Linked DNA regions of Mus musculus: regions 1 and 3 are each linked to region 2. Evidence: chromatin loops called from intact Hi-C (ENCODE). Cell type or tissue: left cerebral cortex. All regions are shown on one strand. Links, peaks and the distances in the headings refer to the core of each region. The heading gives the core; the rest is flanking DNA. Region 1 overlaps Dab2ip (disabled 2 interacting protein). Region 2 holds the start of Gm13446 (predicted gene 13446). Region 3 overlaps Ttll11 (tubulin tyrosine ligase-like family, member 11).

Region 1 (9,983 bases), core at 818-8,817, 160 kb after region 2:
TGAGTGGGCTCCCCTGCTGTGCTCGTGCTGGAGTGTGCCTGGACTCTTCCAGCATGTAAGCCCAAACCCACATACCAGTGAGATACCGGTTGGCAGCTATTCCCAACAGATGAGCTACCTTCAGAGCCCTGGTCTCAACCCACGCCTTCACATGGAGCTTTACACACAGGTGTACAAGTATGCACACTTCCTAAGTATGCACAGCCAGACATGGTCCTGGTGACTGTAGAAATAGGGATTAGAAAGCCGTGCAGTTGGGCTCTGCTTCAGAGCCAGAGGTACCCAGCTGCTGCTGCTGCCACCTTTTAGTGCTTGCCACTCTTGATCATGGTCCAGAAAGGACACAGCTTGGCTCCACCTAACTGGTCTAGAGAACGGAATATCTCCAGGAGGCACACCATTTCAGTAGCGCATGGTTCTAACGGGCTTTGCTAGTGTGGTGAGATGCTTTCCAGTCACCACTCATTGTCCCTTGGGAATTGCTGTCCACAAAGAGTCAGAGGAAAGGACTTGAGCTCTACTAGCCCCTGCACTATGGGAGACTTGAGGTAACGGGCCAGGGAATGATAAAGTTTTGAGAACGAAGGCTTGTATGAGGATGGGAGTAGAGGGTCACTTTGAGGTAATGTCCTAAGCCCCAGCCTATTGTAGTCAGGGAGGCCCAAGAGGGGAACTGGGTTTGGATGCTCAGTGGGCAGAGCTCAGTGGTCTAAGACTCCATGAACCGTTGATCAACTCTTAACCTCTTCCTAGAGGCCCTGGCAGGGGGAGGCCCTGGTTGGAAGCCCTTTGTCCTCTGCATCCTCCATTGGCTGCTGGACTGACTGGCCCTGCAGAAGGACAGGGAGGGAAAAGGACTTCCTTAGGGAGAGTGCTGCCTTCTTCCATGTCTTCAGGACCCTCTTCCCCATATGCCTGCCTTCAGGCTGGCTGGGTAGGTTGCCAGCTAGGCCAACTCTTGAAATACTGCATGGTTTTTGTTGTTGTTATAGTCTGGTTTTTACATTTTTAAAATTCTATATGTACAGGGACTTTGCTTTGCCTTCATGTATGTCTGAGCACCACATACATGCCTGCTTCCCACAGAGGTCAGAAGAGGGACTAGAGTTACAGACGATTGTGAGCCACCATGTGGGTGCTAGGAGTCAAAGCTGGCTCTGAAGAGCTGCCAGTGCTCTTATTTGCTGAACCAGCTCTCCAGCCCATACAGCCGGGCTTGGCTTTGCTGGTGGTGGTGGGCTAGAGATTCTGGGGAGTTTGAAGAGAGTAAGCTGGAAGGTTTAACCTTCCCTGCTGCTGAGTCTTTTTAGCTCCCAGTCCCAAGGGCTGCTATGGCTTGGGAAGCTGATATATGAAGTAGCCAAGAGGCACACAGAGAATGAAGGGGTAGGAAGTAACTGATGTCTCTGGGTTATTGCCTCAGGAACAATCTAGAACTAGCAGGGCATTCTTGAACCAGATAGAACTCATGCTGAAGACTATTTGTTTGTGAGACACTGCCCTCCCAATGTAGCTGCACTCCGAGGGCCCCAGACCTGAGTCCTGACACCTCTTGCTCGCTCTTAGGTCCTGCTTGTCTAAGCTGTGTGCTTTTCCAGTTCCCATCCTAGGACTCCCCTCTCAGTGAACTTTCTGTGATCTTGGATGCAGAACGTGACCCCAGATGGTTGTGGGGCCTTGGGCAGGTTGTCTATCTGCTCTGTGCCTTGCTTTCTCTCTTCTGCTGCCCACCTCTTAGGATTCATGTCTTACCCCAGTGCTGAGGTCCAGAGCTGTTACAGAACTTCAGGAAGATGGTGGCTTTGGATAGAAGTCATGGTGCTGCTTCAGCAGGGATGGGTCCTTACCTCTGATTGTATTTCCAAGATGTGCGTGGGGTGGGGGTGGGGGTTGTCAACCATAGCTTCCTCTTGGACCCACCTATCTCTCAGCCCTTCCTTTTGTTGGTCATCTGGCCTCCTGGATTAAGGTCTTAATTCTGTATTTCAAAAGATCTTCAAAAGTTGGGCACATTGAAATGAGTTTTGAGAACTCCAGAAACCCTGGCCCATGCTAGATTGCTGGGCATCGTCTCCTGCCCTGTAGACTTTGGGCTTGAGAGGAAGGGAGCTCTCATCCTGTCAGATACCACAGCCAGAGGCAAGGTACAGCTCAGCTCCTCTGCCAGTGTCTTCCCATGGTCAGCTGGGCTGTCCAGCAGCCAAGGACAGTGATGGTTCTGCCAGCTCAGCTCAGTTCAGTTCCACTCTGCTCCCTTTCTGCCTCCCTAGGACTTTCTAACAGACCTGATGATGTCAGAGGTGGACCGCTGTGGGGACAATGAGCACCTCATCTTCCGGGAGAACACACTGGCCACCAAGGCCATCGAGGAATACCTCAAACTTGTGGGCCAGAAGTACCTGCAGGACGCACTAGGTAGTGGGGACATTACAGGGCCAGCAGGTGGCAAGGGCTGGGCGGTGCTCATCAGACCCTCACTGCTTTCTCCATGCTCACCCGCCCGCCCACAGGTGAGTTCATCAAAGCTCTGTATGAGTCAGATGAAAATTGTGAAGTGGACCCAAGCAAGTGCTCATCCGCTGACCTCCCTGAGCACCAGGGCAACCTCAAGATGTGCTGTGAGCTGGCCTTCTGCAAGATCATCAACTCCTACTGGTTAGTGCCACCTGTTGGGAGCTGTGTGCTCCTTTTTTGGCCTAATCCCTCCCTTCCATTCATCTTGACTATCTTTTTTTGTCTGAATGCCCCCACTCCTGCCCTGGGTGCCAGCATCTGATTCCACTGGGTTGTTGGACGGCCAGGTTCCTGTCACGCCCCTTTTTGAGTTCTTAAATATAGGAAAGCACTCAAGAATACCTGTAAGGTGTGTGTGTGTGTGTGTGTGTGTGTGTGTGTGTGTGTGTGTGAGAGAGAGAGAGAGAGAGAGAGAGAGAGAGAGAGAGAGAGAGAGTGTAAAACCTGGAAATGGCTGTTTCTCTACCTACAACTGGTGAGCACCCTGCACACGCAGAGGCGAATGTCAGTGCGCCGGTGCAACATGGAGCTAGAGCCCTGGTGTCCTGGCACTGCTCCAGTGGCTCCTCATCTGCCTGTCCCTGACGATTATTACCCTTGTATCAACTGAGGGAGCACTAGCTAGTCCTCTGACTGAAACAGAGCAGAGAAGAAAGGGGTAGTATTACAGTAGAAATGAGTTACTTGTTTGGGGCTACAAATGGGGCTGGAATTCGTTCCTGGGAAGCTTCTCTTAAGGCCGGTTTCCTAGGCACCTGCTGCATTTATGACGCCTTGCTGGCCTGGTGCTAACCCTGGTTGTGCTTAGCACACATGGGACTGACCTTGTAGGCCTTGCTGCCAGCCACAGTGCTGAGTTTGTATCCACATGAGAGAAGCTACTTAGGTGCCTGTACCATCATCTCAGCTCAGAGCTATGCTCGTCCTGCCCAAGCCACTCCAAAGCCATATCTCCACATTTGTCTGGTTCTTTCTCCCGTGTCGTCTCCTTTGATCTTACATAGTCTGGCCCTACATGTAACCTAATCGTCCATACCCTTGCAGTCAGAAGCACTAGCTCAGAGGTGCCACAGGAAGTGCTTGCCTTTCCCAACAGATAGGCAAAGGCAGGCCTCCTGGGTAAACCGTGACCTTAGGAAGGGGTCAGTGTGGCCAGTGCTTGTGGTAGTGCCCACTTGTCCTGGTCCCTCAGCTTGTTTTGCATGCGATGCTTCTCTGGGGTAAGGGGACAATTGTAGAGCCTTGAGCACCCTCGGAACACACTGTCATCTCCCCACTAAGCTGCATTCTCAACCTTTGCTCTCCATTCCATTGGAAGACCTTCTGTGATAGGAGTCTCTTCTTTCTGTCATCTAGAAGAGACTTCTCTTCTGGACAAGACCATCAGTAGACATCACCTGGCAGTAGACTGCCTACCCCCATTTCACTAGGCAGCCTTGCTGACTCTGCCTCATTTATTGCCCCACGTCCTGTCTGCTGGGCTCAGGACAGAGTCGGTAGTAGACTAGGTCCAAGGAGCACTGGGGTCTGGTATGCCCTGGGGTGAAAAGGTAGGAAACTCACCTAAAGTGGGTATTCAATGGAGCCAAGAACTCTGTGCTAGTGCCTTCTTAACTGTCACCCCAGGAAAGTTTGTTTCTCTCCCCAGCTAGTTCATGACAGACTGTGTTCTCGCTAGCTGGGGAGACTCCCTGTCCAGTCATCATGAGCTCTGTGGGAAACCCAGATTCCTATGACATCATTCAGGCAGAGGGATGAGTCTTGATAGCCAGAAATAGGAGCCCAAGGAACAGCGATCTGCCTGCCCTGTGGCTTTCTTCATGCCTCTAGACCCAGAAGCCTATTGTTGGAGCAGAAAGAGGTGCTCCCCTTGGGAGGACGAGCGCGATTGTAGTGGCATTCTTGCTATTTATATTGGCATGGAGCCAGTTCCACCCGCCTCCACGCTCAGCACACTTGGACCCTTCACTGAGAGTCTACCCTGTCTGCTGAGCAGCCTCTCTGCCCACCCTGGCTGGCTGTTTCCTTAAATGTCTGAGATTTCGTGGCTGCAGAGCCCTGAGCTCATTCCACCATCAACATAGAGCTGTGGTTGGAACTCAGGGTTCCATGTGACTCAAACAGATCTGACCCCCAGGCCCATCTTTGTTCCTATGCAGCGTCTTCCCACGGGAGCTTAAGGAGGTGTTCGCCTCATGGCGGCAGGAGTGTAGCAGCCGAGGCCGGCCAGATATCAGTGAACGGCTCATCAGCGCCTCCCTCTTCCTTCGCTTCCTGTGCCCTGCCATCATGTCACCCTCGCTCTTCAACCTGCTTCAGGAGTATCCTGACGACCGCACGGCTCGCACCCTCACGCTCATTGCCAAAGTCACCCAGAACCTGGCCAACTTTGCCAAGTGAGTGTTGTGTCCCATGGGATTGAAGTACACAGGGACAGAAACTTGGTGCATGTGTGACCTTGGCCTGGACTAGTGAAGTAGGCCTTGGTTTTGTTTCTGTCCCCCTTAGTCTCTCCCCCGCCACTTACCTCAGAATAAACCCTCCCCCACAGCCACCCTCCCAGTGGTGCAGTGCCGTTTGGTATGCTTCTTTGGGTTTCAGAGGTGGGAAGAGAAGATATTTTTTCCTTCTGCTTTTTTGAATTAACATATTATCATAATATGCCATAAGGATTCTCGTATGTCTTTTAGCACCAAGCTCCACTTTGCAATGAATGGCTGATTTCCTGAGTAGCTGGGCACTTGGGTTAATGCTGCCAAAATGATTGCCTGTAAAGCACTTCTGGTGGTTTTGTAGAAGTTTTGTTTGTTTGTTTGTTTGTTTGTTTAAGATTTAATCATTTTATGTGTGAGTTTTTGCCTGCATGTCTGTCTGTATAACACATGAGTGCTTGGTGCCCACAGAGGTCAGAAGAGGGCATCAGACGCACAGAAAGTACATTAGGGATGGCTGTGAAGTACCATGTGGATGCTGGAAATTGAATCTGGGTCTTCTGCAAGAGCAGCAAGTGCTCTCAACCACTGAGCCATCTCTCTGAACCCCTTGGCTGCCATTATAGACAGAGTAGATTAAAGTGGCAGGGCTGGGTAGTCTTATAATTAATTCATAGTTGGATTGAGCCCTTGCCCAGGTCTGTCTGAGCTGGGCCCTGACTGTAGACATGATCAGGCATGAGGCAAGTCCAGTAGAGAAAAGGGTGGGACCAAGACGAATGACAGAGTCTCAGGGGAGCAAAGGCTTGTGGGGAGAAAAAACAGGAAGGCCAATCATCTAGCTCAGATAAGGAACAGAGGCTGGCATGATGGCAAGGGCCTGGTACCAAAGGAGTCTAGGAGAGATGAGAAGTAACCCATGGGGGCCACAGGAACCTGAAGGCCACATGGTGCAGAGATGGACCACACAACATGGCCCTTACCTCTTCTGGATCCTGAAAAGGATCTCCACTGAACATGGTATGGCTGATAAGAGAGACTGAGGGAGGCTATAGCCAGGTTTCAGTTAAAAATGATAGGCATGGGGGAGGGGAGGCAGTGGCCTAGGGACAGATAGTAGGTGACTAGAAGATCAGGTCAGCAGGCCGAAGGGGAGCTGACAGCACTGCCAGACCTCTGACTTGTCCAGTGGATGATGGTCTCTTCCCTGAGAAAGGGGAATCCGGAGGAGGGCACTGGTCTTGGGGGTGTTCCTGATGACTAAAACCCTGAGCCAAGTGTGGATCTGAAATTGACCTCTGTGCTTGGCTTGCAAATCTGGAGGAGAAGAGGCAGGAGCCCATAATGGGCAGTGTTAGAGGAAACACGGAAAACTCTAGTGACTTCCGTTCTGAAGAGGGTAGAGTGGTCTTGGCCTTGAGAAGAAGGCCCTAGTGACTCCGAACCTTGCTTGGCAGCAGCCATGGTGAGGAAGGAGATGAGATCTGACTCAGGTAAGGGCCTCACCTTGGCCACCCTTTTCTGTCCAGGTTTGGCAGCAAGGAAGAATACATGTCCTTCATGAACCAGTTCCTGGAGCACGAGTGGACCAACATGCAGCGCTTCCTGTTGGAGATCTCCAACCCCGAGACCCTTTCCAACACAGCAGGCTTCGAGGGCTACATAGACCTGGGCCGGGAGCTCTCTAGCCTGCACTCCCTGCTCTGGGAAGCTGTCAGCCAGCTTGATCAGGTGCCTGTTGCCTGGGTTAGATGGTATATCTGCTAGGTTGGAGGCCCTACACCTGTGGGCCAATCAGCTTGTAGTGGGGCTCTCTCTGGATGTTCACTCCCCAGCCGTTATAGCCGTTAGCTCTGCGTACTAGGTCCAGGTCTACCCCTGTGTGCTCAGCTCTGATAGCCCAGGTACACAGTGATGCTCATTCCTTACCCAAGCGGGAGAGGAGAGGGTCTGACTTAGTTGCTTTACTGAAAAAGCCCGTGCTCTTGGTTTGTAGGTACTGAGAAAGAAAGGATACTGAGGTCCTCCATGTGACAGATCAGACTTGGGAACCTCTGTAGAGCAGGACTTAGAGCTCAGTGGCAATGTACAAGGCCCGAGTTTGGTCCTAAATTCAGGAAAAAAAAGAAACTGTTTCATAATTGCCATTAGCTGTCAGTGGACAGGATTAGTCCCTGCATGCCTGACGCTGCTTCAGTTACCTGGCCCAAGAAACCCTTCCCTAGCCTGGAGCCCTGCTGATCTCAGTGGCTGTAGCCTACTGTGTTTACCAGGAACCACTTCTTAACTCACCTTGCTTTCCAGGGCGCTAGGGAATCACTTTACACAAGTGATGATTGCTGACCCCAGGCTGGTACCCGCCTCTTGTCCATCCTGGAGGTGATTGCTTTGCCATCTCATAGACACATCCTTACATTCAGGCACAAGTACATGTGGGTTTCTGCCTTTCAGTTTGTTTTCCAGTGAGAACTTAGCTGTACATGGTTGTTGTACCTCTCATCCACATTGTGAGTGTCTTCCCATGTCACGTTACTCACCACTACCTCTGGCCTTTTAGTGCAGTGGAGTATCCTGTAGTGGGAACACTGTATCTCACCCACTTCTCGCTGCCACTCTTGCTGTTGAAATTGCAGGAATGCAGTTTTGCTCATGACTTCCTCCCTCCTTCCGTTCCTGAGCCAGTATGCTGGTCACTGTCCCATGGGTCTCAGAACCAGGCAGGAAGTACAGAAAATGATCAGTGTTGTCACACAGGCAATAGGGTGTGACAAGAATGTGAGATGGAACTGTTGCCCCCACAGCTCTGCCATGGGGTTGCCAGCTCTTTCTTTCAGGGCTTTCCACTGCATGGTAGTGTCCGCTCCTTCAGCTCAGCTGGAATCCTCTACACATCTGTGCTGTGACACGGAGGTTCAGAAGGCACTAGGCCTTCCTCTCTTGGGCCTAGGCACTGTCCTTTCTTAGACCAGCACCTTGCATCTGTTCTGTATCTGGCCTCTACAGGCTCAGGCATCAGAGGGTGCTAGCCCACCTCCTTGATGAAGTAGGTAATTTGAGGGGCTACCAGAGATGCCTCTTGGGTAGGGAAGTGTAGGCTGGGAGATTGGGGGCTATGACAAAGCAGATTTGCAGTACTCTCTTGCTGGGTCTGACCGGTGGGGGTCAGGGCTCTGAGTTTCTGTGACATAGGTGACAACTGCCTGTTTCCATTCTTGTAGAGCGTTGTGTCGAAGCTGGGACCTCTGCCTCGTATCCTGAGGGATGTCCACACAGCACTGAGCACTCCTGGCAGTGGGCAGCTCCCTGGCACCAATGACCTGGCCTCCACCCCGGGCTCCGGCAGCAGCAGCGTCTCTGCTGGGCTTCAGAAGATGGTGATTGAAAATGACCTCTCTGGGTAAGAGCTGCGGGCTGTGCTGGGCGGGGTAGCTGTGCCAGCAAGGAAATGATGCCCATACATGCACTCACAAGAAGCCTGGTGAGACCCTGAGTGTGTGGAGCAAACTTAAGAGATGAGCTCCATTTGAGATAAATCAGAGCAGGCTTCTTGAAGGAGGAATGCCTCTGCTCTTTGGGAAAGGTGCATGTCTAGGAAAGACATTCTTGGGTTCAGGGTCGATCCCGAGCAGAGGGCTGAGAAAGTCTGTGTTTAGGGATAATTACTGACCCCAATCCCTGACGTTTCCTCGGGACCTGTGCTTCTTAAAAATACCCCTTCTTGCTGCGCGTGGTGGTGCCAATACTTGGGAGGCAGGGCAAGAGGACTGCTGTGAGAGGGGGTATGGCCTGCAGCAGAGATTCAGGCCTGCCTGCTTCTCTCGTGTCCTTGACAACTCCTCTGATACCCTGTTTTTTGCCAGGAATGTCAGCCCCCGCCTGTCACTCAAAAAGGGTAGCATAAGGAGGCAGGGCAGGGGAGGTTTCACTAGGCCCCCACTAGAGTTACCAGGCTGGCTAGGAACAGAAGAGGAGGCAGAGGGAGCCTCGGTAACTGTGAAAATGGGGATACAGTTCAGAGCCCAGGGATAGCAGAGAGATACTAAGCTAGGTTTAGGGTGGGCTTAGGTTTAACCGTGGGGCACTTCTAGACCCTGACAGCCATTGTCCCAAGATGCTCCTGCAGGGCTGGTCCCTAGAGAGCAGTTCTGTTGGACCAGCTACCTCACCAGTGATCCTGGGACTCTTAGCCCCTCTGCCACCCAGCCATATCTGCAGACCTGCCTGAGGCTGCCAGGCCTGCAGATGGTGGTGCTGTTGGTCTGGACTCACGGTTTTTCCCTTCTTTCCCTGTGTGTGCTTGTCTCCCTGCAGTCTGATAGATTTCACCCGGTTACCGTCTCCAACCCCCGAAAACAAGGACTTGTTTTTTGTCACAAGGTCCTCCGGGGTCCAGCCTTCACCTGCCCGCAGCTCAAGCTACTCAGAAGCCAATGAACCTGACCTGCAGATGGCCAATGGCAGCAAGAGCCTGTCCATGGTGGACCTCCAGGACGCCCGCACGCTGGATGGGGAGGCAGGTTCCCCAGTGGGCCCAGACGCCCTACCTGCTGACGGGCAGGTGCCTGCGACTCAGCTGCTGGCTGGGTGGCCAGCCAGGGCAGCCCCAGTGAGCCTGGCAGGATTGGCCACAGTGCGGCGGGCAGTGCCAACACCAACCACACCAGGCACCTCCGAGGGTGCACCAGGACGGCCCCAGTTGTTGGCCCCACTTTCCTTCCAGAATCCTGTGTACCAGATGGCGGCCGGCCTGCCACTGTCACCCCGTGGCCTTGGTGACTCAGGCTCTGAAGGCCACAGCTCCCTGAGCTCTCACAGCAACAGTGAAGAGCTGGCAGCCGCTGCCAAACTAGGAAGTTTCAGCACTGCTGCAGAGGAGCTGGCAAGGCGGCCTGGAGAACTGGCACGGAGGCAGATGTCACTGACTGAGAAGGGTGGGCAGCCCACAGTGCCGAGGCAAAATAGTGCCGGTCCCCAGCGGAGGATTGACCAGCCGCCACCGCCACCACCACCACCGCCTCCTGCTCCCCGGGGCAGGAC
Region 2 (9,983 bases), core at 911-8,910:
GTTGGAGTACTTATCTGTGTGGCCCTGTGTTCAGAGTCTTCCTGAGAATAGAAGACCTAAGAAAAGCCAGGGAAATGAGAGATACCTGTCACAGACAGGATACTCCAGGGACGCTTCCTCAGGTCCAAGGGTTCACTGCATTGTGTGCCCAATAAATTGAGGAGGAGAAAAAGGACAGCTGAGCTTCCCCCCATCATGGGCTTTGTTGGGGTTTGCTAGGAGCTCCTCTGGATGCTCTAAGTACAGGATGGACCTGCTTTGAGGGTGGGGACTGGCAGAGTATGCACCATTTGGAGGTCTGCGGAGGAAATCACTGTGGGGCCGGGGTGGGGTGAACAGGGTGGCTCTGGACCACAGTCTGTGATCAGAGCAAGGACTGGGGTAGGTTTGGGGGAAGGGTCTACTCCTGCAGAAGCACTGCTGCGGCCCTGGGGTGGGAGGGAGAGTGCCAAAGTCCATGTTGGCACACACCTGTGATCCCCGCACTGCAGAAGCTGAGGCAGGAGGATGCTAAGTTCCAGCACGGCCACATAGCAATATTCTCTTCTAAACCAAAACAAAGCCCGAGAGGCTGCCATGTGGCTGGGGTGGGAGGGTGTGGTGATTTGAATGAGGATGCCCCCATATCTCTGTATGTCTCTGTCTCTGTCTCTGTCTCTGTCTCTGTCTCTGTCTCTGTCTTTCTCTTTCGGTCTGCCTGCTTGTCAGTGAATCAGATTGTAGCCCTCAGCCCTATGCTTCCCTACCTGCAGGCATGCTGCCTGCTTGATGATGATAGGTTAACCCCCTGAAACTGTAAGCAAGCCCCCAGTTAAATACTTCCTTTGATAAGAGTTGCCTTGGTCATAATGTCTCTTCACAAAACAGAACGGTTACTAAGACAGAGGGAGAAAGAAGTGGGGGGAGAGGGAAGGGGAAGACATGAAGAGAATGTGGGGACGAAGCCACGTTGGGCCAATCACACACATTCCTGGGGGCTGTGCTATGGTCTTCAGAGGTCAGGGTATCCTCAACTGCCCAATTTATGAATTACCCAGCAGCCCTCCAGGGCCTACCCTCACGCTCCAGAGGCACTAAAGAGGAAACTGAGTCACTGAAAAGGGAGCTTGAGTGCTGAGGGTCGCTCAGCGGGTGCGATGGAGTGGGCTTTGGACCAAGGCAGGTAGATTGGCACCTGGTCTTGAGCTCTGCCACCTGTGCCCAGGCAGTGTCCAGGCAGCATTAAGCCTGGCCAGACACCACAGCACTTAGCTCAGTGGGAGCAGGGCATCTGGGCTCCTCCTGGCCTCCCTTTGGCCTTAGGAAAGTTCAAGCAGAAAATCTGGGGCATAGAGACAACTGGAAGGATGTGGGAGCACACTATCTCAGTGTATGCATTCCCACGCCTCCTGCTTCCGGTCCTGTGAACTCCTCTTCATCCGTCACAGTCCTACCTGGCCAGCCCCGCTCCCCATGCTTTCTTGAATCTGCCGAGCTGACCACTAGCCCTCATGTTCTTACTTCACTCTCTTCTTGCTCTCAGATTGCAAGCTCTGAGTCTTCCTTTTGGGCATCTGGATTTCCGGCTGGGCCAGGCTCAGGACCTGACAGAGGCAGCACTACTTCCATGCTGGGCTGGTAGTTTGACCTTTGCAGAGGCAAGCAATGATCAAGCTTGCTGCCAGGCACACGTCCTCTCTCCCTCATGCCTCCTGCAGGGCTCCCAGCCCCTCAGTACTCTGATTGATGTCTCACTCCACTCTTTTCTTCCTTTACTTTTTCTTCTCCCTTCTTTTCTATGCACTTTTTTTTTTTTTTGCGGGGGCGGGGGGACAGGGTCTCTTGTAGTCCAGAATGGCTTCCAGTGTACCAGAGGGTGACTTTGAACTTCTGATCCTCCTGTCTCCATCTCTAAGTGCTAGGATCACCATGCTCTGTTTATAATGCAGTGCTAGGGATGGAAGCAGGAGTTCTTGCATGCTAGCTGGGCGCCCTACCAACTAAGCTACACCCACAGCCCCTATTTAACTCCTTTCTGTGCCTAAGGCAACTGTGACTGGAGCAAGATCTCATGCTGGGCTGGCCTAACAGACTTCATGGGGAGCTGTGGGTCTCAGACCCACATCATATGCTACCCCAACCCATCCTTCCTGCCGCTCTGAGCTCTCTGACATCTCTGTGCATCTGCCTGTATTCCTCCATCATCACATGCTACAGCAGAGCTCTCTGTGCCCCGCCCAAGCCCTCTTCCTCTCCCTGGAGCAGACCAACTGCCTCCAGGTCATCCTGGACCCCCACCCCCACCCTGCTTCTCTGCTGGCCCTGCAATGCCACTCAAGATCCCCTCAGGTGTCCTGAATCTATGCACTTTCCGTCAACTCCCACCCCCTGCTGGAGTTCCCAGGGTTTTTACCTTCAGTGATAGCAATGTCCTAGGTGGCCTCTCTGAGTTCACTTGTGGCAGCAGCCAAGGAGCCTCTTGGACCCACCCCTTGCCATGGGCTTCATACTTCCCGGCCCATAGAGCTCTCCATGATGCTGCTTCTGATCTTCCTCTCTTCCCCAAGCCATCCTCTCACTTGTCCACCCACTCTAGACACCCTGGCCATCATCTTGAACCTTCTACCCATCAGCCTTTGCGGTGGCTCTGCCCACTCATGCTTGATGGCCCCTTGGACTTTGCACAGCAGGACCCATCAATCCATTGTTCAGATCCGATTCCTCTGGGCCTCTATTTGCTTTCTCAATAGCATCTATCTTTGATGAAAGAGTGTGTTTCCCCTCAGCTAGATTATAAACACACAACAGTGGGAATGCTGGCTACACCAGGCCTCATACCAGGGCTAGGCCAAAGTCAGCACTTGTAGAATGTTGAGCCTGCAGGCCTTTCTGCTCCACCAACTGTGGTTTTACAGTTTAACCTACAGAAGTCATCAGATGGATACGAGTGGGGTACATGAAGACATTCCTCACAGTGTTGGGGATGTAGCTCAGGCAGCAGAACGTTCACCTAGAATGCATGCAATCCTGGGTTCAGTGCCTGGCGCTGAGGTGAAAACCATCGTGGTACCACGCGCCTGTACATCCAGTACTCAAGGGGTGGAAGCCAGAAGAGGAGACATTCAAGGCCACCCTGAGCGTCACGGTGAGTTCTTCATCAGCTGGGGAGCCACATGAGATCCTGTCTTTAAAAGAAGGAAGGACACTGATTGTAAGGTTGCTTGATTGTATGACAACCGGAAGTAATGCTAAGCAAGTCCAACAGTCACAGCCAAGAGCACTGATGTCACCAAAGAAAGGGAGAGTGTGGTGGCGACACAGTTATTACAAAGGAGCCCTGGAGAGCAGGGACTCTGGGTGCATCTGTAAACATGTCTACTTATGGGTGGAGAAAGTGCCAGAGAGTCAAGCTTTGTTCCTTGTCTGGAAAAGGAAAAGAAGCTGGGGAGGGTAGCAGCCCATGATGGAGGTACAGACACCAAGACTCACTTCCTGCCCTGGACTTCATTGTGAAAAGCTTTGTCAAGTCCTTCAGCTTCCTTGGCTAGAGAACGGGCCTCTGCTCTCCCCATTGGCTGCACCAAGCTGTGGAGAGGGTCAGAGCTGGAGAGAGGGAGAAGCCATACCTTCCACTGACTGTGAGAGATGGGCCGGGCCCTAGGCTGTCTTCTCCTTCTAGCCTAGTGTTAGCCCTGAAGGATGGTCCAGTTACTCCAGTCATCCAGCAGCTAAGGGCATAGTCTAGTTATTAGCTAAGGGGACTACCCTTTTTAAAAACAAACAAACAAACAAACAAACAAGCAAACATATTTTTGTTGATTATTTAGGAATTCCACATAATGCACTCTGATCATTTTTTTAAAAAAATAAGAACTCTAATAGCCTAACTTGGCCTTGAACTCATTCTGTAGCTGTGGGACCTTGAACTTCCAATTCTCCTGCCTCTGTCTCCCAATTGTAGGCATTACCACCACATCTGGTTAACGTGCTGCTGGGGATTGAATGTAGAGTTTTATGTACACACACACATACACACACACACACACACACACACACACACACATACACACACACACACACACACACACTCGTGTTCTACAAGCATGGAGAGGTCAAAGTACAAATTTCAGTTGTTTCTTTCTGCTGTGATTTCCGCAAATCAAACTCAGGCTGTCGGGCTTAGGTAGCAAGTGCTTTTACCAAAACACTAAGCTAGCATCTTGTTGCCAGCCTGCCCCAGTCCAGTTTAGATTCCCACTAATGTGGTTAAGGCTGGCCTTGAACTCACTACCCTCCTACCTCAGTCTCCCCAGTGTTTGCTGATCTGTAGTGAGTCCTAGAGCCCCCAGGATGCCCCAGGACCGGAGAGAACTCACCTTCTTGCTGGGGAAACATGGTCCCATTCCCTATACTTAACTCCCCCCAGCCCCTGCAGTATCCCTTCCCCAGGCACCCTTAATGAGGAGATCCAGGGAGCCTGCTGCCCACAGTAGGCTTGGGTAGGGCCTGGCCTCCCTGTAATTAAGGCAGCAGGAGGCTGGGAGCCGGGATCCTGTCATTCAAAGTGTGGAGGAGGGGAGAAGGAGCAGGAGGAACCTCCCTGTGGCCAGGCTGACCACGTCAGCAGCCACTGGCTCTCTGGGAGCCGCTAGGTAGCAGCTGGGATAGACTGTATGGATGCCGCTAGCTCAGCATCACCCTGGTCCAAGCCAGTGCAAGCCCATACCATGGACTTAGGGCAGAAAAAACTTGATCTGAGTCCTGTAGACGTATGTCCCCCATCCCTCTCCTCTTGATCTCTCTACCCAACTCCACAGCCATTCCTCCAAAAAAGCAGGCCAATGACGGCTCGGATCTCAGCGTTCAGCTAGGCAGAGGGCCAAAGGTATCTCTTCTTCAGCAGGCAGCACTGTGTGTTGGGGAGGTTGGGAAAGGGCTGCTCAAAGGGACACCCAGGCACCCCTTGGAAAGGAGGTCAGCCTCTGTCTGAACAGATGCTTCCTGTGGCCCCTGGAGCAAGCCTGCACTCCAGTTGTCCCTCTGGTCCTCTGAGCTCTATCTCTGTGCTCGTCTCACTGGAACCTTCTCTAGTCACGTGACAGTCTGTCTGCTCCCCACCAGATACTCCCCTGTCAGCACAGGTCTCTGCTCCTGCCTCTGCATCAGCTTGGACACGGTTCACTCTGCTTGCATTTCCCCTCCTGGACTCCTTGCTAGGAGCCCATGGTACTGGCCTGCACTGGTTTGGGCCAGGGTGATGCCAAGCTAATGAAAGCCTCTTTGTCTTTCCACTGCCTGGTGCCAAGGCTGTGACCTCTCTGGAACCCAGACCTGCCCAGGTGGTCACTCACAAGCTGTGGCCTGGACACATCTCTAAGCTGCATTGTATTTGTCTATGAAATGGGTTTCTAGCAGAAGCCACCCTTGGGAGACTTTCCTGGGAAACGGGTGGGTAAACACTCCAAACGGTACCACAGTGGGTGGGCTTAACAACTTGTCCCCGTGTGACCACAGCTGCTCTTGTGGAAGCTATAGACATGCTCTGTCCATCCCTGCCCCATCCTTCACACAATGGCCAGAGAGGTCTTCTTAAGGCAACTGGAATCATGTCACCAACCAGATGTCCAACTCCAGCCTCTCTGAACTCCCTCTCCATCTCTTGCTCAGCTCTATCTATTCGTTCTAACCACTAGAACAAATCTGACGACTACCCAATGTCTCATATGCATGCCTTTCATCCTTCTCTACCCGGCTAACTGCTACGTGCCTTTTCCCCCAGGGAGCACCCATGACCATCTCGCTCATTCCAGTGAGCCCCTATTCTCTGTGCTCCAGGGGTACGATCCTGCATGCTCCATTGCAGTAACTAGCACAGCCGGGTGCCGATGCCCCTGCAGTGGGCCAGACATTTCACCTTGCTCTCTGCTGCAGACCCAGCACAGCACGGTGTCTGGCAAGGACTGGATTCTCAAAAAAAAATATTTAGTGACTGGATGGATGGATGAGTCAATTTCTGCATCCCACACTGCAGGAAATGTCTGAGAACAGATTTGAGTGGGAGGTTCCTGCAAGGCCTGGGAGAAGCCCCTGGGCTTTGGGGTGCTAGGCGGTGAACAGCAGACACCCTTATTCCCTCCCACGAGGAGGTCAGCCTCCCCATCCATTCGCACGGGTTTCTGAGGTCCCAGAACCAGCTTCCAGATGTTAAGCTCCGTGTCAGCCTTACCTTCTAGCTTTTCCATCTGCACAGCCGGACCAGATCCCTGCAGCCAGCAACGCGGGCAGCCAGGCCAGCCGTCCCCAGCGTCTTCCTATTTTAGACATCTCGCCGCCTCTGTCCCTTCTAATGTTTCCAGGCAGGCTGCGGGGGGAGGAAAAAAAGGTTACTGCTACTTTAAATGTACTGTATGAAGGCGAGGGCTGGAAAGGGGCCTGCTTGCAGGAATACCCAGTCATCTAGTTGGAGAAGCCGCCAGATGGAATACAAAAGGAGAAGCGCAGGCGCTCATGGAGACGGCCTCGGTTCATAAATCAGGTGGGGCCACGGCCCAGGGGCCCACACGCCATGGAGCCCGACTCCCTCCTGGACCCAGGCGACTCCTACGGTAGGTGAGCCGCGCCAGCTAAGTGGCTAAGTGGCAGAGTTTGGGATTTTAGCCCACTGCTCCAGCAGACTTTGCTTAGCTTTGGGAATCAGAGTTGAAATGGGTCGGGGGAGGCAGGCATCTGGGTGCCACCTGGTCTCTGGGCTTAGGGCAGACATGGGTGCCCTGGGCCTTGGGTCATGGGGCTGAAGGGTCCCCTTAGACGTGGCACTGGCATGGTCCGGTAACCGGATAGAGTTTCTTGGCTTCTTGTACTTTGCTCTTGGCCAAGCAGGAAAGGAAGTAAGTTTATAGCCCCCTGCTCCTTGGTCTCTCAGTCCCCTAGGTCTGCCTGCTGCTGTGGCAAATTCAATTAGTGAGGTCTGCAGAGAAGCAGAAATGAGCAGGCAACTGAATGTACCTTGTAATTAAAGGCCAGGGCTGAGCTGAGAGCTCCCGCTTTCCTCTCTGGTACACAAGGCCCCCAGGCTGCTGCCATTGGGGAGCTATCCTTCTCAGCTCCCCTGGGGTCCTGGGAGCCCTAAGCAAAATGCTGGAGAAAAGTTGCTGTGGTCAGAGCCCAGGCAGAGTGGGATTGTGGTCTGGAAACCACAGAATGGTTCTTCTAGGGGGGCTTCAGGAGGCTTGGGACCCCAGGGACACAGGTATTCAAGCTTACTGGCTACTTGGCTGGCCAGGCTGCAGCTCATTTGGCTAGGATGCTGGCATATGGTGGCTGTCTCCCAGCAACAGAGAGAAGCAGGAGGGCAGGAGTAAAGATGAGAGGAGGAGGTTGAGAGTGCAGGATGAAGGGTTTACTGGGGAGACAGGGCCCTTAGGTAAGGTAAGGTACTGTAAGCCAAGGAGGTTTTCCATGGCAAACGACTTAGGCAAGTCTTCTCAGGGTTGTGGCCCTTTGGAGACCACACACTCCACTAAAATGAGATAGCTCTTCTCTCTCCAGACTCCCTTGTTCCAGCCAGGCCTGGCTGCCTGGCCCAGAGTCAAGGCCAAATTCCCTTCCTCCTACAGCAGCCCAGCTCTGTCTAGAGAGAGAAGAATTTTGCCATGCTTCAAGCTGCAGCCCCCAGTGGGGCTGAGCCAGGCCCTACTGTGAACCTGATGTCTTCAGACAGTAAGGCGACAGGGCACTGTATCCTGTGTGATCAGTGGGACACTTTATCCATGTAACAATCCGTCCTTGGAGAGGAGGGGAGGAGGGAGGAGGGAGGAATACAGCTCCTGTTCTGGAAGAAATTTTGGTCTGGAACGGGAGGCCACCCATGAATCCCCAGACCTGCTTTGGAGGGATATGTTCCTGGAGGGGAGCCTGAGGACACAGAGTCTGGGCTGTAAGATAGATAGGCTTGGCATTTCCAGAATTGTCCATCTCAAGCGTGGCATGGCCTGGGCATGACCCATAAAGGTTCCTTCATGTTGTTCCAGGAAGGCACAGATCCGATCCAACCTGGAAAATTGTGGATGTGCGGAGTGGTTGCAGGGATCAACATGTCTGGGCAGAGCCCTGGAGTTCCCTGGAGCCCCTTCCCATCCAGAGGTATCTCAGGAGCCCCTCTCTCAGTCCCCTGTGTTTGCCAACAGCAACCTCTGGGCAGGACGAGGCTGGAAACTGAGCCAGTTTTTATCTCAGTGGTGTGCAACCTGACCCCTGTCTTAGCCTGTTGATCTCCTGGATTCTGCTATGGCGGGGAAGTGTGTGTCTTGAATCAAGGAAAGAGGCATTGGGACAGAGGAGACTCCAGGCAAGGCCAGGAAGGGCAGAGGAAGAGCCCTTGTATTCTTATTCTCTCTGGGATTGTTCTCAGTAGAGATGAGCAGGGACTGGCTTCCCACCAAGCCAGCCTCAGAAATCTATAGCTGAAACTCGTTCCGGGTCAGGACGAGAAAGGAAGCCCCCTCTCCAGCTCTTACCATGCATCTGTTTATTCATTTGTCCACACTACCTCAGGTCATGAGCCGGGGGTGTGGTAGGAGGATGGGGGGCAAGAAGCCCAACTTTGCTGCTGCCTTTATGCAGTTCCCAGGTTAGTACAAAGCCCAGTTAGGCCTCCAAGGAAGAAGCCCAGGCACCATGGAACCCCTTCCCCCATGTCAAGGAGGGCTTTCTGAAAGAGGCAACTCTGTGCCATTGATAGCCCCTGTGAGTGAGGATGCCCACGACACAATGCTGTAGGCTGACAGTGGAAATCACATCCTCACCGACCCAGAAGCTGGAAGACCATTTCCAGGTGACCTGATTTCTGGTTTCTGTTGAGGGCTCTGCTCCTAGCCTGTGGATGGTTCCCTTCTGTTGAGTCCACGTGGTCTTGCCTCAGTCTGGGCATATGGAGAGAAAAGATAAGTCTGGTTCCCTTCCCATAGCGATAGTGATGCTCCTGGATCAGGGAGCCTTGGTTTCTTCCTGGGAGGCTCTATGACCAAGCATAGCCACGGGAGTGTGGGCAGGTCACTCAGATCCTCCATGACTCCCTCCTTGAACCATTTCTTTCCCCTGGCTTCTGGGACAGCCACCACCCATGCCTTCCTCCTGTTTCTTGACCCTTCCCCACTAGTACACACATGGCTTGCCTTTTAGGTCTGAGCCATAGACCTATACTTCTGTCCCTTTCCCCTACACCAGCTCTGCTGGCATGACCCACCTCAGGGCCTTTGCACAGGCTGTTCCTTCTGTCTGGGGCATCCCCCCTCCATCTCTTCAGCCATTTAACTCTAAATTTTTTTTGTCCTGGCTCCTGGAAAGTTGTCTTTTCTGAGAAGCCTTCATGTTTCCTGAGTCCGTTGAAACAGACCTCACTGTCTTGCTGTCTCTTGTCCAGTCTGTTCTGCTTTGTGGATTTTGTTGGTATGGGATTAACTATGCAGCCCTCTCTAATCTCTAAGCTCTCCGAATCCCCAGAGCACATCTCTCTGCTTGGCCTTAGTGGGTGTCCAAATATGCTGTTGTGTGAGCAATGAGCTGAGTGGATGCAGCTCACCTGGGGAAAGAGGCAAAGAAAAGCATTCCAGGCAGACAGAAGGGCGGTGCAAAGGCCTGGGGCAGAGGCACTCTGGAAGGTTCTCTCCTTGCAGTGATATTCTCACCAAGCTTCTTGAAGGGTCCTGGGAACCTGATGGGAACAAAGCTGGATGTATGCAAGCTGGGTGGAACTCTAGGCTTTCCTTTCTTGAAGTTGTGTAAGACTCCCTCCCATCTGGAAGGCAGACATGCTGAACATTGCTTCCATTCATGTTCAGGGGCTTGGTCCCTGGGCAGTGGAATCATAGCCATCAGTACCGATGTGCACAGAGGAAACAGCAGAGGTTGAGAAGTGAACCTAAGCCTGGTGTGGTGGCACATACCTTTAAGTCCCAGCACTCAGGAGGCAGAGGCAGGTGGATCTCCATGAATCTGAGGCTAGC
Region 3 (9,983 bases), core at 768-8,767, 210 kb after region 2:
AGTTCTTAGAGCAGGAACTCAAACAGAGGCCATTGAAGATTGCCGCTTACTGGAGCTACTCATGGAGCTACTTGCTTTTTTTTTTTGTGCAACCCAAGACCATCTGCCCAGGCGTGGCACCACCCACAATGGGTTGGGCCCACACATCAATCACATCAGCCCCGCCCCCCAAATGTCCTACAGCTTTGCCTACAGTCCAATCTAATGGAGGCGGTTCCTTGATTGAGGGCCCTAGCTTGTATCAAACCGACCAAAACTAACCAACATAGGGGTAGTGCTGGGGTCCCCACCATTGCCCTTTCCTCATTTTCTCTCAAGCCGGAATGAGGAGGAAAGACCCCCCAAGGCCCAGCCATACAGGGACTAAAGGGTAGCAAGTCTGCAATATTCCCGCAGCGTGCACGGTCACTGCCTACAAGCGTCACAGCAGGAAGACGCCACTTCCACCTTTGTCCTTGTCTGGATGGAGAAATGAGTAAGTGTGGAGACAGAGCCATAAATAGACCGTGCAGAAAAATCACTATCCCTAGAAGCCCGCGACACCAGTGACAAACAGTCAAGGGTGAAAGTAAACATTCCATCTCTCATTAATCACAGGTCACAGGCTGGCCCTGGCAGAGACCCGTGGTCCCAGTCTCCTTCCATCTGACATCACCCCTGATTCCACCATAACAGACGGATGCTTCAGACGCACTGGGAAGATGGCGCCTGAGAACTGATCATCCTTCCTTCCCTGCTTCATGCCATTCCAGATATCTCTTCTGTGACCAGTGGCTTCATGGGTGTTCTGAGGCTCCAAACTCATTCCCCAGCAAGCTGCCAACATCTCTGACTTAGAAAGAATGTCAGAGACAGCATTGTCCCAGGACCTTGCACAGCAATTACGCCTTGAAGGAGAAATACATGCATCCAGCACATGTCGCAGCTCACTTAATTCTAGGTGGGAGGAGCTTTAGGGTCCTCCCCTCCCCCTTCTTCCTTTGGCTGTTCCAAGCCTTGGGTTTGGGGTCTAATTTGTTAGTTGGTTAAGGGATGGGAAGCTGGTGATGACCTGCAACCTCAGCCCACCACGCAGGTGCAGGCCACTTCCTGGCACCTGCCCGCCTGCCAGCAAGGCAGGGGAGGAGGGGCCTGGGGCAAGCATAGAGGAAAAGAACTGTGATTTCATATATTGTCCTGTGAGGTCCTGAGTGGCAGGACGTCCTCTCTGACACTGCCACAAGTGCGTGCTGATTGCCATCTCTGATAGATCCATGTGAAATGGAATTCACAAGGCTCTGCGCACATCAATAACACTTCTGTATGATCCTGGGCTGAGTATTGTACTTTATGCTCTCCTTTGCTTTCTCTCTTCCATCCCTTCCTTCTTTTCTCTTTCTCTTTTTCTTTTCAGACTTTTACTGTGAAGCCCAGGCTGGCTTCATTCTCATCTGCCTGCTTCAGGCTCCCAAGTGTTCGGGTTCTGAGCATGGACGGCCACACTGAGCGTGTAGTGTACTAGTGACCCCTCCCTGTATCTGCATATACATATCCACTCGCTTTTTCCCAGACTGCACAGACGTTCCTAGTGCGTACACATCATGAGCTATAAAGCCCCTCTCACTACAGTGGGACACTTCTGTTTCTTTTTTCTTTACTAATGTTATGTTCACATGATGCTGTAACAAACATCTTTGCACACCTATCAGAACATGCCATACTTGAAGGAGCCATGCCTTTCTTCCAGTGGACACTTCCTGGTCACATCCTGCCAAAGTCTCCTGGGATTGGGACCCTGAGGGAACAGTGGGAGACACTGCACAGGAAGGTCTTCTTTTTACTTGCTTATTTATTTAGTGACAAGTTCTTGTGTGGCGCATGCTGGTCTCAAACTTGCTGTATAGTTGACGATGACCTTGAACTTCTGATCCTCAGGCTTCCACCTTCAAGAGTTGAGGTCACAGGTACCTACTGTCATGCAGCGTTGGGCATCAACCCCAGAGCTTTGTACATGCCAGGCAAGTGCTCTACCAACTGAGCTACATCCTCTGGAGGGAGACTATTTTTTTTATTTATATGAGTACACTGTAGCTGTCTTCAGACACACCAGAAGAGGGCATCTGATCTCATTACGGACGATTGTGAGCCACCATGTGGTTGCTGGGATTTGAACTCGGGATCTCTGGAAAAGTGCTTTTAACCTCTGTGCCATCTCTCCAGCTCCAGAGGAAGATGTTTTATAATGAGGAGTAAGGTCATGCAAAATGCTATCTATGAAAGGGTCTTTGGTAGTGATGAGAGGAGAGACAGGTGTTTTGAAATCTGTCCCTTGATTGAATGCTCCAGCACAGGTCTTCTCTGATTGTCAGCCACCAGACAGGACAGCCTGACCTCTGGAGTGGAACAGGCTGCCTGAGGTGCCATCTATCTCTTCCTCTTCTCTCTTCAACCCATCCCTCTCAGCCAAACCTCCCAGGTGCAGGCACGCCTCTGCAGCACCCTCCTTCCAGGCCCAGGAGAGGACCGCTCTGGGCCCCTCAGGTCTAGCACAGCTTTTTGAAGGAGTGGGTGTCTTCCTTCCCCTTCCACCTCTCACCTCTTGTCAGCTTCCCTCTGCAGCATCCACTGAGTGGCAGCTCCCCATCCCCCTGCCCCCTTGGCTGCTTGGTTCCCTTGTGCTGGGGTCCTCAGGGTGCTCCTCCCTTGCCCCCTTCCCTGTCCTCCCTGTCATTTATTAGCTGAGTTTTAAATACCTCCAGTGAGGAAATGCCATCTAAATTCCTCCCAGTCCTTATCTGCAGGCCACAGGGGCTTTTGCCTCTGGAATACCTCATTAGCATCTCAAAGAATCTGTTGTGGGCTTTCCTATCCTGTCTTTTTTACCTACCTTGATAAATGGCACCTCCACCTACCTACTTTCAGGAGTCAGAAACCCCGGGTCAGTTTTGAAACTTCTCTCCTACAACCTCAGCTTCCTGAAACACTTCATTCTGTACATCAAACACAGCAAGCCAAGCTCTCCACCTGCTGGGATGTTTGACCTCTGCCGGGCTGTGGGACACCTGTGCCCACCTCACCTGCCCTCCTGCCTCCGAAACTGCCTAATAGAGACCAGGTCAGCCCTGCATTCCCCTGACTGAAACTCAGGAGGGAATCCACACTCTCCTAAGTCCCTCATCCCTTTCTCTAGTGGGTTTGAACAGCAGTGTTCCCTTCCTACCATTCCACCCCATTCTGTCTCCAGAACACTCTCTAGGCCTACAATGCCCTGTCCCTGCATCCCGCCTGGTGACTCGTTGCATCTTTCTAATCTCAGTTGCTATTGACCATAGTGAGTTTATTTTTTTCAGTTGCACCTCCCTGATCCACCTCCTGAGAGAAATCACTCTATGCTATGCTCATTGAAAGGTATTTTCTTTTACAGAATTATATCTATCTATCTATCTATCTATCTATCTATCTATCTATCTATCTATAATACTTAGGTTACAGGAAGTTTTCTGTGTTACATGTCTGCCTGGCTGCTCTGAGCAACACCTGTGTGACACACAGCACAACTGTCATCCTACTTGGGCTATCAGTCACTATGCATGAAGACGGGAAGTGCCTCAGGTAGGCTCTGTGTGTGTGTGTGTGTGTGTGTGTGTGTGTGTGTGTGTGTGTGTGTATGTATGTATGTGTAACCAATGTGTCTGGCCTGGAGAAGACACCTGTGAATTAAGCTCCCTTCCTGATTTCATTAAGTCACCAGAGGGACCCAAGCTTGATGGGACAGCGTGTCCCTTGCAGGGCAGCTGCATAGACTCCATACACCCATGTGGTGGCCCTCTACACCCCAAGATGGTGGGTGGTGCCCTTTTACCTAGCTGCACCTTTGAGAATTTAGAGAAGCTGAAGGCTGGGCCTCGGGGGAGAAGGTGGGCTGTAGGGGTGATGTCCACTCACAAGGGGTCCCAGCCCTGTCCTCAAGGAGACAACCCCGAGGCGCTCTTCAGAGCCTGCCTGTCACTTGAGAGGTGAAAGGAGGTAGATCAGTGTCAGAAGATGGAGCAGTGGGTTCCAGCTTGACTCGCATTAGAACGTCACATGGAGCTCAGAGGCAGGAAGGGAAATGCTCCTTTATGCTGGAGTTTATTTTTGTCACCCTGTCAGAGAGAAATTGCAGCCCTGGGGGCATTGGAGCTGCACAGAATTACCCAAAACATTAACATGCAAATTGCCTTCTTTAGAGAAGGTAATTTTATTAGTGCACGAAAATCTGAAAAACCAGTTTCTTTCTTGTACGGTGCCTGGGCACAATCCTGTCCTGGAGCGCACTGGGGAAAGTGAGGAGAGACTTGAACTTTAGGATTTTGTCATCTTCTCTAGTCACACACCCTTAGCATGGCAGCTGGTGGCTGCCAGGTGGTGCTGCCCGGGATGGAGAGAGCAAGTGACTGCCTCGAGATCCATCCCACGTGCCTCAGAGAGCCCGAGGAGTGCCTAAGGAGTGCCTGGAAACCACTGTGGGGACTGGAAGCCTCCGCTCTGAGAACCAAGAGCCGCCTGTTCCTGTGGACGCTTAGTCACATCTATTTTAGAGCACATCTACTTCACAGAACTAAGTCACAGGCCCCCAAAGAGAACCAGGATCTGGCAGGAAGGCACTTGTGGGTATCAGAGGGGAGGGAAGGGAAGGGGAGGGGAGGGGAGAGGAGGAGAGGGGAGGAGAGGGGAGGGGAGGGAGTGCTGGGGCTGATATCAGGGATGGGCACTGCAGGAACTCTTAGGCAGGAAGGGTTTCACAGGGTCTGGTCAAGGCTGTTAAAATGGTGGGAATGGGAGGAATTCCGGGCAGGCAGAAACATCTGAGCAGGGGGGTAGAGATGGGGACCAGCAGTCTATAATAAAGGTGCCCATGGCAGGGGAAAATGGTGGAGGGATGGGGGATGGGAATGCAGAGAGTGCAGACAGCCAGCAGAGGTGCCTTCAAAGGCTGCTCTTTCACTCTGCTGTTGCCCAGTTTGTAACCTGTAGAGCTTGCTTAGAACAGAAAGAAAGAATTCCATGCCCCATGGGATTTTAGGAGGGAGGGGGTTTTCCCAGCCCAAGGGTGCCAAAATGACAGAAGGTTCTATGAGGCTGCGATTACATAAGGCTCCCTCCTCTTTTTAAGCAGTGAACAGGAAAAGCAGGGGCAGAGACGCCCACAGCCACCAAGAAGCTGCTGGGTGATGTCAGGTCTGCCCCAGCAGGGATGTGCACTCTTCCTGGGAGGCTCCACAACCTCCCTCACCCTCACCTGGATGGCAGCTGTGGCGCATAGCCATGGTGGGGGTACAGGGAACTTCTGAGAGACTCAGTGGTTGTCTTTTCTGAAGCCCAAGGGGGTAATGGTGTTGCTATTGGCATTTGGAGCTGAGTAGCTCTTTGCTGGGGCTGCCCAGGACATCATGGGGGTTTAGCAGTATCCCCAGCCACTGCCTGCTAGATGCTGGTGACAGTTCTGCCCACAGTGGTGACCAGACACGCTCACACCCTGGGAGAACTTGGGGCTCGGGCTTTAAGCCCTGTGACTTTCTGTTCCAGTGGAATGAATGCACACTTGAGAAGGAAACCTTGGCACTGTGCTCTCTGCTGGAGACCTTGGTCTAGCTGGGACCCTCCGAGAGCCCACGTGCAGACCGATCAGATAGCACTTTTGAGTTTTAGGACGCCCAGCTTTATCGCAAGATTCCACAGAAAGCCTCTGCCAGTGATTCGTGAGACACATTCATGGTAGGTGCTGACTGATGGAGCTGAGTGTGCCCAAGTTCCAGGTGGGGGCCGTGCATTCATGGAAGAGGCTCCCGGGGCCCCACGGTAGTCCAGGCTGGCCTTATACTTGTGATCCTCCTGCCTCATCCTCGCAGGTCACCATTGTGTCAATGTCGGCATCTGGTGGGTTATCTTCCCCACCCAAGTGGAAGGCTCTTGTGGTTTGGATGTAGAATAAACCTGGCTTGTGACCTGACACAAGCTAGAGTCCTCAGAGAGTCAATTGAGAAACTGCATCCAAAAGATCTGACTGTGTTTTTTAAATTAATGATTAATGTGGGAGGGCCTAGACCACTGTGGGTGGTGGGGCCCCTTGACTGGTGGTCCTGTCTTTTTGTATTTTAATAATGTATTTAATTTCATGCCCATTTGTGGTTTTGCCTGCATTCATGTCTGTGTGAGGGTGTCAGATCCTCTAGGCCTAGAGTTGCAGACCGTTGTGAGCTGCCATGTGGGTGCTGGGCAGAGCAGCCAGTGCTCTCAGCCACTGAGCCATGTCTCGAGCCCTGGCTCTGGGCGCTATAAGAAAGCATGATGAGCAGGCTCCTAAGGAGCACCCCTCCATGGCCTCTGCATCAGCTCATGCCCCAGATGCCTGCCCTGACTTCCTTCATCGGTGGACTGTGATGCAGAAGTGTGAACCAGATAAACCCTTCCCTCCCCATCTTTCTTTTGGTTACCTTGCTTCTCCACAGCAATAGAAGCCCGGGCTCAGCCCGGGACCCCAGCACACAGGTGGGGGATTATCAGGCTCCATTTAGGAAGGAGACTTCAGAAAAACCCAAAGGCAATGGGGGGAGAAAAATAAAGCCAATGGCATAAGAGGAAACCCAGGCCTCTGGCACCGGCAGCCACAGCACAGTGAACACAGCCTGGGCCCAGGCAAGATAAATATAAAACTCTCAGAAAGGAGGGCTCGAAAGAGAGTTAAAAATATTTTGAACTAAATAAAAATGAAAACAGAACACACTGAAGTGTGTGGGACACAGTGTAGTCAGATTTGCAGAATCAAATACATGGATTAGGCAAGACGTTCTGAAATTGGAAAAAGAAATGTTTTCAGGCTGGGTGTGGTGACTCACAGCCTTGACTTCTGCACTCAGGAGGTGGAGGCACAAGTGAATTTGGGGCCAGTCTGGTCTACACAGTGAGTTCCAAGCCAGTCAGGGTTACAGAGAAATCCTGTCTTACAGGAAAAGAAAAAAGTCTTATTTTAGGAAACAGAAAAAGAGCAAATTCAAAATGGCCAAAGATATGGTAAAAATCAGAAAACAAATCTATGAAATTAGACACGAAATCAACAAGAAAAATCAATAAAACAGAGGAGTTTATCCTTGTGGGTGGGGATGGGGGATCAATAGAACTGATGAGCCTCTAGCCAGCTTAACTGAGGAGAAAAAGAAGATCGCTAACTACTAATTATACATTACTAATATCAGCAACCAGAGCAAGGGTCCTAATGTTAGCATCAGAAGTGTACCCCCCACCTAGGGCCACGCATGAGCGTCATGGATGACACCTATGCCTGTGAATTTAGTAATTCAGGTGACAATTTACCAAAATTTACATAAGGAAACTCATAATCCAACGAACTTAATAGCTCCTAGAGAAAGTTGATGAATAATTAACAGCTTTCCCTGCCCCCAAAAAGCACCAGGCCCTAAAGGGCTCCTCACTGTGAGTTCTCCCAGATGTTTAAAAGAAAATGGAGCTAAGCCACGTTAGACTGTTTAGAACAGAGACGGAGCACAGGTGTTCAGGCGCGTGCTCTGTAGCATTCTAGAAGCTTCCCAGCCTTCTTTGTTCTTACTTCAGTATTATCCCCCTGTAGTCTGATAACACCTTATCGAATTCTCTGCCTTCTGACACTGCAGGTCTGTAATTCCAGCTACCCAGCTGCTTTAAGGCTAGTTAATCTGAGCAACTCAATGAGAGTCTGTCTCAAAAACCAAACCAAACCAAACCAAACCAAACCAAACCAAACCAAACCAAACCAAACCAAACCAAACAGTAGTGGGGGTTCAGCTCTGTGGGAGAGAATTTGTCTACTGTGTATGTAGCAAGCAGGCCCTTGGTTCAATTTCCAGTCTTGCAATCAATCAATCAATCAATCAATCAATCAATATTAAAAAACACATTAATGGAGGTTTAACGTAATACTAATATGACGCATGGGTTAATATTCCCTAAGAATGGAGAAGAATGTGTATTCCAGTCTTATTGCGTGAAGCATACTAAACTCATCTACCAGGTCAAGCCCATGGAGCAAGCGTTCGGTCCACCTGTACCCTGACCCATTTCCTGGGCAGCTCCCCTGTCAGGTGCAGATGGGGCTGCTACTGTCTCCCAGTGGAGCTGCAGGTGCAATGCCTCGCTGCTGTCAGCTGCAGTCATGTGTGGCACTGTTATGTGCAACTAGAGGACTGACCCTGTGCTTACGGCCCATCTTCATCTCTGGCCATTTTCCTTGTTCTAGAGCCTGCTTTGTCCAGAATTGACAAAGGCACACCATCCCAGATTTGGTTTGTGTGAGTATATGTCTGTCTGTGTGTCTTCACCTCTTTCCTTGACTCTCTGTGTTTTTAAGGTTTAAATGGGGTTTTCATAAATATCATAGAGTCGTCTCTTTGTATATTTACTTTTGAATTATCATCATGATCTTCATCATCACCACCACCACCACCACCATCATCATCAGTAGTAACTCTGGCTGTCCTGGAACTCCTCTGTAGTCTAGGCTGACCTCAAACTCAGAGATCCACTTGCCTATGGCTCTGCCTCCCAAGTGCTAGGACTAAAGGCAAAGGCTACTACACCTGGCTTGTTTTCTTGTTTTTTAAGATCTTCTCAACAGGTTCCACATTTTAATTGACATATTTGATGTGGGATGTAAAACCATGCCAGGAAGTTTGGTAAGGAAGAGCAGGTTGAGACCTGGAGACTCTGTGGGCACACACCTGAGGCTTAGGCGACTCCCAGCTCCCTGCCAGATTTCTGACTTGGAACACATGCCATGCTTCTCACATAAAAGTGCTTCCCACATAAATGTGTCCTATGATCAACAGCGTTCTCCATGCTAATGAGGTACCTAGAGGCCCGGAGGGCTTAGCCAATAAGCTTCCCTCCCAGACATTCCTCCCTGCAAAGGTATTTAATCTCAAGCCTACTCTGAGAAGTGGGTATGGTATGGAGCGTGGATGTCCAAGAGTGGCATGGGATAAATGTAGTCAAACTCCCCGAGTTCCGACTCCCTAAGAGGCCGTGCCCAGTGGCAGAGCAGACGGACTCGGACCCGCAATTTGAGGCTCTCACATTTAGACTCATGGCTGATATAATTGGATTAATACATGTAATGGCTGCAACTGTTTTCTATTGATTTTCTCTGATCTTTCTTTTCTTTTGAAATCTTGAAATCTGCTGGCTTTGGTTTCAAGCAGAACATTTTATATGGATATTTTCTCCATTTCTTTCTCCTCTTCCTCCTTTTCCTCCTCCTCCGATTTCTCCCTCTCCTCTTCTTTCTTCCGTCCGCCTCTCCCTCCTCCTATCATTCTAAAGAGTGGACCATAGGTATGTGACACCATGCTAGCCTAGCTTAAAATGCATATTTAGCTAATAACTCCATTTTCAAATACCAACATGTCACTTCAGAGAAAAATGAAAAAAAAAATCTAGGTGACTTTGCTCTGAATTTTTTTGCTGCAACTTCAAGAGCAAAATCTATTAAAGAAACAATGAAACAAAGAAAGTTGGACTTTATTAAAATTAACAACCTCTGCTTTGATAAGGATATTATTTTTAAAATGGGGTTGGGAGTCTAGATCAGTGGATGAGACTAGCCTACCATGGACAAGGCCTCAAGTTCAAACTCAGCATGGGGGAAGATTAAAAAAACAAAGTTAGGAGACAAATCATAGACTGGAAAAAACAGTTTTTAAATACATATGTAATGAAAAACTTGTGTCTACAACATGCAAAGAACTCTTAAAACTCAATAAAAAGAAAATAATTCAAACTTTAAGGAACAAAGATCTGAAGTGATGTCCCCACCTAAGAATGTATATAAAAGGCAAAGAAGCATAAGAAAATATGATTAATATTAAAAATGTGTACCAAATTTCAAATTAAAACAGCGAGGTGTTTACCATTGCCTCATATCCACGAAGAGGGTTAAATAAAAGAACAAAACTTTTTTTCTTTAATATCTC

Evidence for each region. Peaks named below come from ENCODE experiments on the same cell type or tissue, not always from the same donor. Only the 100,000 strongest peaks of a DNase experiment are listed, where the experiment ranks them.
Region 1: it touches region 2 in a loop (8-fold over the local background); 9 of 42 quality-filtered maps call a loop at or near these places.
Region 3: a loop joins it to region 2, with 12 times the contacts of the local background. A loop is called at or near these places in 3 of 42 quality-filtered maps.

What each region holds. Positions count from the first base shown.
Region 1 is chr2:35,710,596-35,720,578 of GRCm38, forward strand. It overlaps Dab2ip (disabled 2 interacting protein), which reads left to right. Exons shown (of 16, transcript NM_001114124.2): 7 at 2,271-2,415; 8 at 2,511-2,655; 9 at 4,674-4,910; 10 at 6,476-6,677; 11 at 8,165-8,343; 12 at 9,258-9,983. Among named protein-coding and RNA genes, the nearest start is that of Dab2ip, 94 kb to the left of the region's middle. In left cerebral cortex, for the core only: no CTCF peak of the experiment used is centred there; DNase peaks (open chromatin) are centred at 4,292, 4,485, 4,819 and 5,098; H3K27ac peaks cover 2,425 bases.
Region 2 is chr2:35,552,029-35,562,011 of GRCm38, forward strand. Gm13446 (predicted gene 13446) reads right to left here and starts at 6,674. Exons shown (of 4, transcript NR_045894.1): 1 at 6,428-6,674; 2 at 6,206-6,340; 3 at 2,393-3,164. It also overlaps a transcript of Dab2ip not described here. In left cerebral cortex, for the core only: no CTCF peak of the experiment used is centred there; DNase peaks (open chromatin) are centred at 1,995, 4,905, 5,467, 6,039 and 5 more places; H3K4me3 peaks cover 2,908 bases; H3K27ac peaks cover 3,239 bases.
Region 3 is chr2:35,763,905-35,773,887 of GRCm38, forward strand. The region is part of intron 9 of Ttll11 (tubulin tyrosine ligase-like family, member 11); the gene reads right to left. Among named protein-coding and RNA genes, the nearest start is that of 9030204H09Rik, 50 kb to the right of the region's middle. In left cerebral cortex, for the core only: a CTCF peak has its summit at 2,076 (motif pointing right); DNase peaks (open chromatin) are centred at 4,108, 4,479, 5,111, 5,727 and 2 more places; H3K27ac peaks cover 4,116 bases.